Linked DNA regions of Homo sapiens: region 1 is linked to region 2. The links are chromatin contacts, found by Hi-C in ENCODE. All regions are on one chromosome and are shown on one strand. Each heading gives the region's core, a stretch centred on a gene start or an enhancer-like site at or near the end of the contact. The rest is flanking DNA. Distances are from core to core; before and after follow the strand shown. Region 1 overlaps MBNL2 (muscleblind like splicing regulator 2). Region 2 holds the start of TMTC4 (transmembrane O-mannosyltransferase targeting cadherins 4).

Region 1 (6,459 bases), core at 1,038-3,537, 3.4 Mb before region 2:
CCACTTGGTTTGATTCAATTTCCTCTGGCTCAAAGATTATAGTCCAGTGTATATTAGTCTTTCTCAGCACCATCATGACCAAGAAGAATAAAACTGATACTCCTAGGACAAATCCTCCCCTGAGCACTGACCTTTGGGATTCAGGGAATGAGTAGATATTGACATATTTATTTGTGATCAAACTTACCTAAGCCATCCTGCCTGACCAAACAGCATTTTGGGGCTAAGACTGATGAGACCATTTTCTTATGCCTGAGGTTGTACCCACACAATATTAAGCTCTGTAGAACATGATATATTGCCAGGGGAAGGAGAAAAAGAAAATGACTTAGAGGCCTTAACCTAGTTAAAGCAAAACAGAATGGCTAGATTCAACTTCAGGGATGATTATATTTCATTTAGATTATTATCATCTCAATGGAGCATTTCTTATTCTTAAAAAATACATAATGCGTCTAATTTTTTACTGAATACTGATGTGGGTGCTTAGGTACATTAGTAATCAATCTTAATATAAAAACTTATGTGTTGAAAAGTAGAATAGAATATATAGATGCTCTTAAAAAATGACCATCTGGTCTACATCTCAAATCTCATTTGGAGGAACATTTCAAGTGCTCCCAGCTCTTAGTAAAATCATTAATAATGACACTAAAATAATCATTTGCATACCTGCCATGAAACTAGGCATTGACCCAGATGCTTGGGATCTAAAATTAATCAGTAGCAGCCCTCATTGGAGGCATTTAAATCATATGGCCTTTCCCCCATTCCTGCTAACTTTCGGTTGTTAACAGAAGTTGGGATAGCTGGAAAATACCAGGAAAACAAAATTCTTAATGAAGAATTCTAGTAGGTCCAGAATCTTCTGAGTGGTATGTAAAGTCAAGGAGAAAGACATTTCACTTTCTAGGGAACTTTAAATCTCTTTATTCATTTATTTATTTTACAAATAATCATTGAGCCACTATTTAGTGCCAAGCACTATGTTTGGTGACCAAAGGAGAGGCGAGGACCTTGCTTTCGTGGACCTTGCAGCCCAATGGGGTAATCAACAGTATTCCAACACAGTGGTAAAGTAAATTAAAATGGAGACCAGGCCTGAAGAAACTATAAGCAGACATAGCCAGCAAGACCTCAGATGTGACCTGAACCTAGCTTGATTTGCAAACATAAGCAAAACTTAACTTGAGCAATTTCTTGTAAATGCCTATATTAAAGAAGAATACAACTTAAACTCCAACTAATCAGAAGTAACAAACAAATGTGTAATTATGTAACTAGGGAATTTCCAACAGGATAGATGAAATAAGGTAACTGTATAACTGCAATCAGTCAAATATTTTCTCTGCATTACTTCCATGTTTCTCCTATAAAAGTCTCCCCATTGCAATCCCTCATGGAGTTCCCAAACCAGTTCTGGTTTGGAGCCACCCAATTCTTGAATCACTATTTGCTCAAATAAGCCCATTAAATTTTTATTGTACCTCGGTTTACTCTTTAGCAAAAGTAAACAAACTAATAAAATAATCACAATTTCTGAAAAGTGTGATTTATTTATGAAATTTGGAATGCCCCAGTATGACAGGCAGTGGGCACACCGCTGGAAATACAGCATGTTAGAAAGGAGACAAATTTCTTGACCTCGTGGGATTTTCATTCTAGTGGGAAGTGACAAAAAAAAATCAGCAGAAACAGCCCTCCTTGGCCGGGCGCGGTGGCTCACGCCTGTAATCCCAGCACTTTGGGAGGTCGAGGCGGGTGGATCATGAGGTCAGGAGATCAAGACCATCCTGGCTAACAAGGTGAAACCCCGTCTCTACTAAAAATACAAAAAATTAGCCGGGCGCGGTGGCGGGCGCCTGTAGTCCCAGCTACTCGGGAGGCTGAGGCAGGAGAACGGCGTGAACCCGGGAAGCGGAGCTTGCAGTGAGCCGAGATTGCGCCACTGCAGTCCGCAGTCTGGCCTGGGCGACAGAGCGAGACTCCGTCTCAAAAAAAAAAAAAAAAAAAGAAAGAAACAGCCCTCCTTTCCCACCCAACAATTATTTATTTACCTACTATGAGAATTACTAGAAAGGAAATGGAGCAAGGTACTCTGATAGAAAACATTGTGATGGGGGAAGACTTTTGCAGAAAGGGTGGCTTGTGATGTGTTCTCCAAGGAGTTGCTTTCTGAGCTGAGGCCTGAAGGAGAAGAGAGGAAGGCTTCCCAGATGCAGGGGAAAAAGCTCTAAGCCTGGCTGGAGATGAATGCGTTTTGCCAATTCCTGGAAACAAGAGGCCTGACATCATGAGTAAGACAGAAACTGTGTAGGTGTTTGAATGTTATGCTCAGCACTAAGATTTGAGTACAGGGATGACAGGCTCTGATCTGTCTTATGGGAAGGCCAGTCAGCCTGGAGGAGGGATGGTAGGAGGAGGAAGGGCCAGGTGGTTGGTTAAAAAAAGCCTCTGCATCACTCACATTACTAGCAATGCCACCCGGCTGGGGTGGAGGGGGCAGAGGTAGGTAGATGTGTGGATTTACAATATGTTTTGAGGTAGAATTATTATTATTATTATTATTTTGAGACAGAGTCTCACTCTGTTGCCCAGGCTGGAGTGCAGTGGTGCAGTCTTGGCTCACTGTACCCTCTGCCTCCCGGGTTCAAGCGATTCTCCTGCCTCAGCCTCCCGAGTAGTTGGGACTACAGGCATGTGCCACCACACTCAGCTAATTTTTTGTATTTTTAGTAGAGACCGGGTTTCACCGTGTTAGCCAGGATGGTCTCAATCCCCTGACCTCGTGATCCGCCCACCTCAGGTAGAATTATTAATATTAGAAAAGCTGATGTGTCACGACAGGTTATTAAAAAGATCAAGTAATACACATCCCATCTCCATTTGCTCTTTACCTTTGTGGCATCAAGAGTGATTGCTTGGGTCGGGCGCGGTGGCTCACGCCTATAATCCCAGCAATTTGGGAAGCCGAGGTGGGCGGATCACTTGAGGTCAGGAGTTCGAGGCCAGCCCAGCCAACATGGTGAAAACCCTTCTCTGCTAAAAATACAAAAATTAGCTGGGCATGGTGGCATGCACCTGTAATCCCAGCTACTCAGGAGGCTGAGGCAGGAGAATCGCTTGAACCTGGGAGGCGGAGGTTGCAGTGAGCTGAGATCATGCCATTGCACTCCAGCCTGGGCAACAGAGCGAGACTCCGTCTCCGTCTCAAAAAAAAAAAAAAAAAGTGGGCTGGGTGCGGTGGCTCACGCCTGTAATCCCAGCACTTCGGGAGGCCGAGGTGGGCGGATAAGGAGGTCAGGAAATCGAGACCATCCTGGACACGGTGAAACCCCATCTCTACTAAAAAATACAAAAAAACTAGCCGGGTGTGATGGCGGGCGCCTGTAGTCCCAGCTACTCGTGAGGCTGAGGCAGGAGAACGGCGTGAACCCGGGACGCGGAGCTTGAAGTGAGCCGAGATCGCGCCACTGCACTCCAGCCTGGGCAACAGAGCCAGACTCCATCTCAAAAAAAAAAAAAAAAAAAAAAGTGATTGCTCGAAGAGGGAACGACCCTTTCCTCTTACGAAGGCATCTCTCCTGGCCCCATTTGCACTGCTGGTAATTTTACCCTTCATGTTCTCTAAGGCCATTCTTGCCATAGTCACTCAGGAGCTGGGTGTAAACCCAAAGCTTGGGGAGAACTCGGTTTATCATCTGAGCAGACTTCCCTTGGACTGCTTCTGTAGAAAATCCTACTAAACATATCCTGTGTAATTGAAGCTCCCGTCACTAATAGATTTATCTTGGTTCGTCTTGAGATTGGCTCCAGTCTCCTTAACTTTTTCTTTGCCATTTTAAACAGAAAGTTCTATTTGATCATTTGTTTTTTAGAATTATTTTTTATTTCCAATTTCAATTCTAAATAAAAATCTAGCTCATTTTTACATGAAGTTTAAGCCCACTTCTTTAATTAAATTGTAGAAAGTGTTGTCGATATCCAAATTCCTCTCTCGGTGAGCCCCAGGTCCTTCCAAAACTTCTAAAATCTTCACTTGAAGTAACTGTACTTCTTGATACATAGTACAATTTCTTCTTTATTTTCCTGTAGGATTTCTTCCATTAAGTTCATCTTGATTTACATTTTTCTCAGGGAATTATTTATTTCACCAAGATTTTCAATTTTATCACTTAAAATTATTTTACTCTATCAGTCTTCTCCCTAAATATGACTACATAGATAATTTATAAATTATTTGTTTTCCTTTTATTTTTTAAATTAAATTTGCCAGAGGTGTGTCTGTTTTATTTGAAGAACCTGTTCTTGATCTTAGCTACCAGTTCTACAAAGGACAAATTATTTTATCTCATCATCATTATTATTATTTTTACTTCTGTGTTTATTATTTCCTTTCTCCAGCTTTCTTTTTAATTGTTTTGTCTTTTTGCCCATAAATTCTGAGTAGAATATTTAGTTCTGTTCTCATAATTCTTTTTTCGTTGAAGTATTTAGGACTGTAAATCTGCTACAAAAAATAGTTTTGGCTGTATCTTATAGATTTTTGTTAAATAATATTCTCACTTTTGTTATTTTCTAGTTTGCTTGACTGCCTCAGTCATTATTTATGCAACCACTTCTAAAATATCCAAGTAATTTGGTTTTTCTTTTTCCTTTGAAATTCTAGTAATAGTTTGTGGTAGTATTTTATTATTAAAATAAAAAGGTACAGTTTTTACCTTAGAAATGCACTAAAGTATTTTTTTGGTGCAGATGATGATCAATGTTTGTACCTGGTACATGACACTTGAGAAGATGCATTTCCTGTTCTTAAGGTACAAGGTTATATCAGCGTGCAGATATTTATCCAAACATTAAATAATTCAAGTGCTTTGTGCCTGTAATTATTTATTTTTGTCCCCTTGACCTGCCAGAGAATTATGGTGATGCAAGAAATTTTAATACTCCTCACATGTTTCCTTGTATTTCTAACAATTTTTGCATTTCATAGAATGATACTGTGTTGTTCTGAGCTTAGTATTTCCTGAGTCTCGTACCTTTTTTATGGCTCTTGTGTATCAATATGCAATTAACCTTTTTTTCAATATATTCTTTATTTTTGTTTTTGTTTAAAATTTTTTCTTTCCATAGGTTTTTGGGGAACAGGTGGTATTTGGTTACATGAGTAAGTTCTTTACTGGTGATTTGTGAGATTTTGGTGCACCCATCACCCGAGCAGTATACACGGAACCCACTTTGTAGTGTTGTATCCCTTACCCCTTCCCATCCTTTCCCCCGAGTCCCCAATTTTCTTCAATTTATTCTTTAACATGAATGTACCACTCCTGCTTTTTTTTTCTTCATGCTTTCCTGATATATCTTGTTTCATTCTTTTATTTTCAACTTTATTATATCTTTTTCATCTCGTGTAAGCTTCATTTCATTGAATTTCATTTTTAATTTGAATTAATCTTGAAATCTTATATTTCTCTGATATTTATATTATTTCTAGCTTACGCTTCTGTATCTACCTTCCTTTATTTTCTTTTTTCTCCTACTGTTTCCAAAACCCCTCACCAATTAATGAATGACTCTGTTCAATATTGTGCCATACTCCCTGCAAGACACATGGAAATGTAACACTCAGTTCTTGTTCTTAGGGATTTTATAAACTAACTAGGAGACAGATAGCCATGCAGAATTTACAATTAAATACTAAACCATGTGTACCGGTTATTAGCAGAAGAGACTTTTTAAGAATATGGAAGTGTTAGCTGCAAGAACAACCAAAAAATGTCATAGCAGAGAGCATTACGGGCTAGGTAGAATTTAGCTAACTGGGAAGACAGACCTTCATGTTATTTACCCTATATCAGTGGCTGCCAAATGATATTCCTTCGGGGACTTATGGAGGCATCTGGTCAGTAGGTCTGGGTATGGATCCCAGTGTTCTGTATCTTTAGAAGCTCTCCAATGCTGTAGCTGCATGGCCAAATTTAGAAAACATTACTTGAAATAGTTATATCACCTACTCTGAAACAGTTATTACACTGTATAAATCTAGTAACTATCCCTGAAGGTCTTACTTAAAGTTTCCATTTGTCATAAAATGTTCAAATAAGGCACAAAGACTATGTTAACTCATAGATTACATTTCCCAAGTCAGGATAAAAAAAGATCAAGCACCTGCCCTACACCCTTTGGCTTTTTATTCTTGTGACAATTCTAATTGCAGTGTCCAACTATGCAGAAGCCTATAAGTCATTAACTATAACTATAAACAAAACAACAACTGCCCAGTTATTAACCACCCAGTTATTGCCAGTTTGAAATGTTATGGTATCATTGTGAGGGGAAAGTAAGCAGTATGTGAAAAAATGGAAATGAATGAACTGGATGTGTTCACCCTGGAGAAAGAAAGATTCGGAGAAGACATGATAGCCCTCTACAAATGTTCAGAGTTAGCACAATGAAGAG
Region 2 (7,019 bases), core at 262-2,761:
CTGCGGTAAACAGAATGGCGAGACCAAACCTAAATGTTTCCCCTTGGAAAAATTAGCAGCAGCCACCTACAGAAGAATATTCCCCTCCATGCATCCAGGGGCCTGCTGACCTCTGCCCAGCCTTTCTACCTCATCTGTAACATTCAATCACATAGCCAGCCATCCTATGCACGCTGAGAGGTGACAGCGCCTCTGGGAATCAGATTAGAGAACACAATCGTTTGTGACCCTGCATCCCTGGGCCTGGCAGTTTCCTGACTGATCAGACCCTGGGCCCCTCAAGGCAGGGGCGCGAGCCACCACCACCGCCCTCCTCCGTGCAGTGCTGAATACATGCTACTGAAGGCTAAGGTATCGTCCTGCTGTGACGGCCTTCCCATTTTATAATTCAGTAGCGCACGAGGGCCATGGCTGCCTATAGCAAGAATGTGTGTGGTTTGATATTCACAGTTCCACTGTCCCAGAAAGTTTCCAGTTTGCTAGCTTGTAGCCATTTCCCCTATCTAGGTGCACTGGCCGTGATTTTACCCCACTCCATCTGGGGCGCGCCCGGCGCAGACAGGACTGCAGAGAAAAGGGACAGGGAGGGGACCTAGTCAGTCCCTACTATAACTGTTTCTCAAGACATTCTCCCCATGCATTTATTTGCTCTCCCGGGGAAAGAGCGAAGTGTGGGATGACTCATAGTGGCTAGATCGTTCCTCTAACTCCTCCCTTCTTTTGTGTGTGGTTTAAAAAAAAGAAAAACACACACGCAGCCCATAGCCACAACATCAACAAGACCAGAAGCCCCGCAGAGTTCGCAGGAGGTGGGCAGTGGCTGCGCCACCTGCTCGGCTTCCCCAAACTCCGAGCCCACGCCGGGAAGCGGCGGCTCGGTGGCCCCGGGCGCCCGGGCCGGTGGCCCCGCGCTCGCGCCGCTCCGCTCCGCAGCCGAGCGTGGAGTAGCAGGCGCTCGCGGCGCGGCGGGGGAGCCGCCGCGGAACCCAGGGCAGGCGGCCAAGCGGCCCGGCTGTGTCCAGCCATCGCCTGCGCCGCGGCCAGCTGGCGGCCAGGCGCGGGGCCCCGCGGCCAGATGGCCGCTCCGGGGACGCGCCGCAGGCGCCGGGTGCGCCCGGGCCGAGGGAGCGCCGGCGCGGCTGTGCAGGCAGGGGCTGGGGGCGGCGACCTCTGCCCGGGCGGAGAAGCTCAGGGGCCCGAGCGCGGCGGGCGGGGCGCGCAGCCTCCACGCCGCGCCCTTTGTCCCATGTGCGGCTCACACAGGGGCCCGCGTCCCCCGTGACCCCGGCCCGGGCCGCAGCTCAGGTCCCGGAACCAACTCCTCCAGCAGCGCCGCTCTGGCCCGGGCCGCCGTGCGGGGCTCGGGACACGGCGGCAGCGGGGAACCCGCGCCCGCTCCGCGTCCAACTCCGCTCGCCCCGCGGCGCGCTCGGCCCTGCAGGGGCCGCCCCGCGCGTTACCTGCAAGGAGCCTGAGCCCCGGCCGCATCTCCCTCCCGGGTGCGGAAACTCTGGCGGCTCCAGGCACCCGCCCGGACCTGGCAGGGGGAGGGGCCGCCCGCCGCGCACCCGACCCCCCCCGCGCCGCGCCTCCCGCAGCTCCCCACGCGCGCGGGCGCCCCCCAGCACCAGTCTCGGCCCGCCCCCTCCGCCCGACCATTGGCTGCTGCTCCCGTCACTTTCAGGCCACAGCCAAGTCCCTCCTCAGCTCATTGGCGGACGCGCCGGTGACGTCAGGCCAGGGGGCGCTAGTCGGCGGCGAAGGAGGCGCAGGGACAGACGGACCCGGCGGGAGAGGAGGAAGCCGGGTTGTGGGCGCGGAGCTGAGGCGGAGGCGGGGCCGGGGCGGGAAGGGGCGGCCCCAGCTGGGTCGGGCGAGGCTGGCTGCGGGAAACCGAGTGAGCCCTCGCTTTTCCTCCGGGGTCCGCGCGCGGGACCCTATTTCTGGCCTGTCTCGCGCTTCGCCTGCGCGGTGGTCTCCACGCTGGGACTGCGGCGTCCTCGCAGAACAGCCAGAACTCCACTTCTTCCTGTCCGGGAGGAGTTGTTTAAAACATGCGTATCTCCACCTTCTGCTTCTTAGAACAGAACTGACTGAAGCCGTGTTCTTCCCGCCGAGACCATGCCGCCCCATCGACCCTGCTGCGGCCAGAGCCACCCAGGGCGGGCCCACTCACCGCAGGCTCGGGCCACTTGGTTCCAAACCTCCACTCCCATCCAGGGGCCCGGCACACCCACCACACTCCCACTCTCAGAGGTCTTTGCCGCCTGCTTCAGGAGAAAAGAGAAACTTCCACTTTCCACCGGCAAAACTGCACACCTGCTCCCTCCATCACCGAGCCCCCCCCCCCACCTTCTGTTTTTCCAGTATCGCAGAATCCGATCCGTTGCTCCCTCTGGACTGGAATCCGTATCCTCGGCATTTCATCATTCCAAGATTCTCTACTCCACGTACCCTTGCTGCCACCCTCTTCTACTTTCCATCGCTGAAGTTGGTGAAAGAGGCGCCTGCCCCCAGTTTTGTGGTCTCTCAACTCCACGTGTTCGTTTTCACACTCGGTGAAATTGCCTTTTTAATTGTCGCAAGTAGCATCCACATCACTAAAGTCAAAGGACACTCTCCTTTCTCGTGTTAACTGATCTGAGCAAAATTCCTTCTTTCTCCTTAAAACACGTCTTCCTGTGGCGGGGGTGCTCCACTTTCCTGTCTGTCCCCAGTCTTGGCGTGCTTGTCTACTCTGGGTGACCACCAAATAACAGAGTTTTCAAGGTCTCAGACCTTTCCTCTTACTCCACAATTTTTCCCTGAATGATTTAACCTGCTGTCAACATTTAAATCAATATATCCCAAATTTGCAACTCTAATCTTTGCTCCTCTGAGCTCCAAATCCGTTTATCTAGCTTCCTATTCAGCTACTCCTGGTAACAAGCACCTCAAATGGAACCCATCCAAAACTGAATGCGTCCTTTCCCTGCTTGCTTTCAACTCCCTGTCTCCCTGTGATAGTGAAGACACCACTATCCAGTGTTTCCCAAACTCTGCCTTCACCTCGGCATCTAACAAATCGCCAAGATTCTACTTCCTAAATAACTCTGAAGTCTGTCCACTTCCTACCATTTCCAGTATTACGTATCATAATGTGCTTACTGCACGTGCGTTTTCCCGGCCCACACTCAGTGATGTCTCGTTGGTAGACTGTAATGGGCCATGGTCGAAGTATTTACACCATGGAAATTAGCCAACATTATGAATCATGAATCAGGGATCGATTTGTTTTGCTGATTGTCTCTAGACTTCAGAAAGTGATGGGGAAGATGTTAATAATGTAGATTAAACTTAAAAATGTGTTTAGTGCTGAAACAAGATTGCAGTTTAATGAGTTTATACAAGGGTAAGAAGTAGTTTAACAGATCACATATCAGATTTAAGGACAATAAATTTGTTGGCAAAAAGTGGATCGGTATGTAATTTCACTAGTCACATCATGGTTGAGTTACAAGCATTGGATGGATTCAGATACAAGCCTTTGGCAAAAAAGAAGCAAAGCTTTCTGTGAGAATCAGTCAAGTAGATAGAACTGACAATAAAGAGTGTCTGCCTTTTACTTGTGTATTGTTTATTACACATCCTTTATATCAGAAACATTTATAACACACATATGGTTGTATATATAGGTGGAAATAAAAAGCAGATGAGATTTTAGTCAGTTTTTTTTTTTATACTTTTAAGTTCTAGGGTACATGTGCAGAACGTGCAGGTTTGTTACATAGGTATGTATGTGCCATGTTGGTTTGCTGCACCCATCAAGTTGTCATTTACATTAGGTATTTCTCCTAATGCTATCCCTCCCCCAGCACCCCACCCCCTGACAGGCCCCGGTGTGGGTGCGTGAGGTTCCCCACCCTGTGTCCATGTGTTCTCATTGTTCAAGTCCCACCTATGAGTGAGAACATGTGGTGTTTGGTTTTCTGTCCTTGTGATGCTTTGCTCAGAATGATGGTTTGCAGCTTCATCCATGTCCCTGCAAAGGACATGAACTCATCCTTTTTTATGGCTGCATAGTATTCCATGATGTATATGTGCCACAGTTTATTAATCCAGTCTATCGCTGATGGACATTTGGGTTGGTTCCAAGTCTTTGCTATTTTAAATAGTGCTGCAATAAACATACGTGTGCATGTGCCTTTATAGTAGTGTGAGTTATAATCCTTTGGGTATATACCCAGTAATGGGATCGCTGGGTCAAATGGTATTTCTAGTTCTGGATGCTTAAGGAATAGCCACACTGTCTTCCACAATGGTTGAACTAGTTTACACTCCCACCAACAGTATAAAAGCGTTCCTGTTTCTCCACATCCTCTCCAGCATCTGTTGTTTCCTTAATTTTTAATGATAGCCATTCTAACTGGCATGAGATGGTATCTTATTGTGGTTTTGATTTGCATTTCTCTGATGGCCAGTGATGATGAGCATTTTTTCATGTGTCTGTTGGCTGCATAAATGTCTTCTTTTGAGAAGTGTCTGTTCATATCCTTTGCCCACTTTTGGATGGGGTTGTTTTTTTCTTGTAAATTAAGTTCTTCGAAGATTCTGGATATTAGCCCTTTGCCAGATGGGTAGATTGCAAACATTTTCTCCCATTCTGTAGGTTGCCTGTTCACTCTGATGATAGGTTCTTTTGCTGTGCAGAAACTCTTTAGTTTAATTAGATCCCATTTGTCAATTTTGGCTTTTGTTGCCATTGCTTTTGGTGTTTTAGACATGAAGTCCTTGCCCATGCCTATGTCCTGAATGGTATTGCCTAGGTTTTCTTCCAGGGTTTTTATGGTTTTAGGTCTAACATTTAAGTCTTTAATCCATCTTGAGTTACTTTTTGTATAAGGTGTAAGGAAGGGATCCAGTTTCAGCTTTCTACATATGGCTAGCCAGTTTTCCCAGCACCATTTATTAAATAGGGAATCCTTTCCACATTGCTTGTTTTTGTCAGGTTTATCAAAGAGATGGAGACTTGCTGTGTTGCCCAGGCTGGAGTGCAATGGTGCAATCTCAGCTCACTGCAACCTCCACCTCCCAGGTTCAAGTGATTCTCCTGCCTCAGCCTCCCGAGTAGCTGGGATTACAGGCACCCACCACCATGCCCAGCTAATTTTTGTATTTTTAGTAGAGACGGGGTTTCACCAGGTTGGCCAGGCTGGTCTCGAACTCCTGACCTCAGGTGATCCACCCGCCTCGACGTCGTAAAATGGTGGGATTACAGGTGCGAGCCACCACGCCTGGCCTAGTCAGTTTTATTATTGTCAACTCTCTATAGACAATGCACACCTTATTTCCTGCCTTCAGGGTGGCTTGCCCCCACACGGCCCCTCTTGGTGGGCTCCTGCTTCCCAGTACTCTTAGATTGAAGGCCTCAATCTTTCATGATCTGCAATGCCACAGCATGATCAGGCTGCTTGCCTGCTGCTCCTGAGTCATCTCATGCCTCTCTCTCCTGCATTCCCTAGGCCCCAGCCATGTTGGCCTTCTTGCATCCTCTGGTGTGTTCTGAGCTCATTTGCATCCTGGGCTGTGCAGGTGCACCTGCAGCGCTCCCTCCTATCCTCCTCCATCACACCTGGCTACCTCCAATTTAGAGGTCTCCAACTCTCCAGGGCCGCGGATGGGTACCTGTCTATGGCTTGTTAGGAACCCGGGCAGCACAGCAGGAAGTGAGCCTGCCAAGCGAGCAGTACCATCTGAGCTCCACCTCCTGTCAGATCAGCAACGGCATTAGATTTTCGTAGCAGTGGGAACCCTACTGTGAACTGTGCATGCGAGGGATCTAGGTTGCAAGCTCCTTATGAGAAAGAATCTAACTAATGCCTGATGATCTGAGGTGGAAGTTTCATCCCGAAACCATTGCCCCAACTCCATCCATGGAAAAATTGTCTTCCACGAAACTGGTCCCTGGTGCCAAAAAGGTTGGGGAGCAACCTTTTGCTGCCCTAATTAATTCTTCAGGTCACTACTCAAGTGTCATCTCCTCTGAAAACCCTTCCCTGAATTATCTCCCCAAACACATGTAGGTCCATCTGTATATACTCTCATAGCTTTTATTAAAACTGTAATTAACTGACAGTGTGGCCATTTGTGTAAAGTCTATCTCCAACTATCTCACTAGACTGTAAGTGCCATGAAGGCAAGACCCATGTCTGTGTAGTTAACTCCTGCACCCCTGCAGCTACTGTGCCTACCACACAGCAGGCATTTAACAAGGTATCTCCCAGAGAAGCACAACTCTTAAAGTCGCGTTACATGTTATTGGCAATACTGGAGTTAGAATCAGAGTCTCCTGACTTTATCCAATGTTCTTTTGTTCTGTAAATTGCAAAGCCAGCCATGACCAAAATGATATAACACTATGTGCCAAGCACAGGGGCAGGCTCTGTGGAGAAGGTAAAGGTAAGCATGACACTGATTCCACCTCTTACAATCTTATGGTTTCGTGAGAAGGATAAGACGCAGAGAAAATTTCCCTGTTCCTGTTCCCCTACACTGACCACAACCCCTTGCTCCGATCATGCCTTCTGCATGTGACAGCAACCCCCAGCCCCTTGGACAGGAGCTCTGGGGTTGCTGTCACACATGGAAGGCATGATGGTGGTGGACCACTCAATGTGCTCCAGGCACTATGCTTGTGTTATTTAATTCTCATAAAAGTTCTGGCCAGGCACAGTGGCTCAAGCCTGTAATCCCAGCACTTTGGGAGGCCGAGGTGGGCAGATCACTTGAGATCAGGAGTTTAAGACCAGCCTGGCCAACATGGTGAAACCCCATCTCTACTAAAAATACAAAAAAAAAAAAAAAATTAGCTGGGTGTGGTGGCGGGCACCTGTTATCCCAACTACTTGGGAGGCTGAGGCAGGAGAATCGCTCAAACCTGGGAGGCAGAAGTTGAAGTTAGCCAAGATCACACCACTGCACCCCAGCCTAGGTGACACAGCAAGACTCTGTCTCAAAAAACCCAAAACCAAAACAAAACA

The links. A loop is a pair of places that touch in the nucleus more often than their neighbours do. Pooled maps may share reads with other maps.
Region 1: a pooled map shows a loop between it and region 2 (21-fold over the local background). The contact joins the enhancer-like site here to the promoter of TMTC4 in region 2. A Hi-C loop is called at or near these places in 1 of 50 pooled maps.

What each region holds. Positions count from the first base shown.
Region 1 is chr13:97,288,689-97,295,147 of GRCh38, forward strand. All of the region lies in intron 2 of MBNL2 (muscleblind like splicing regulator 2), which reads left to right. LOC101927385 (a long non-coding RNA gene) reads right to left here. Exons shown (of 4, transcript XR_001749966.2): 2 at 5,834-5,964. Among named protein-coding and RNA genes, the nearest start is that of MBNL2, 70 kb to the left of the region's middle. RefSeq lists an enhancer at 2,202-2,261. Within about 2 kb of position 2,288, at least 3 of the 41 ENCODE cell types and tissues checked have a DNase peak (open chromatin) inside an H3K27ac peak, as active enhancers do.
Region 2 is chr13:100,673,284-100,680,302 of GRCh38, forward strand. TMTC4 (transmembrane O-mannosyltransferase targeting cadherins 4) reads right to left here and starts at 1,512. Exons shown (of 19, transcript NM_032813.5): 1 at 1,461-1,512. RefSeq lists enhancers at 1-777, 2,103-2,182 and silencers at 893-972, 1,023-1,382, 1,413-1,912.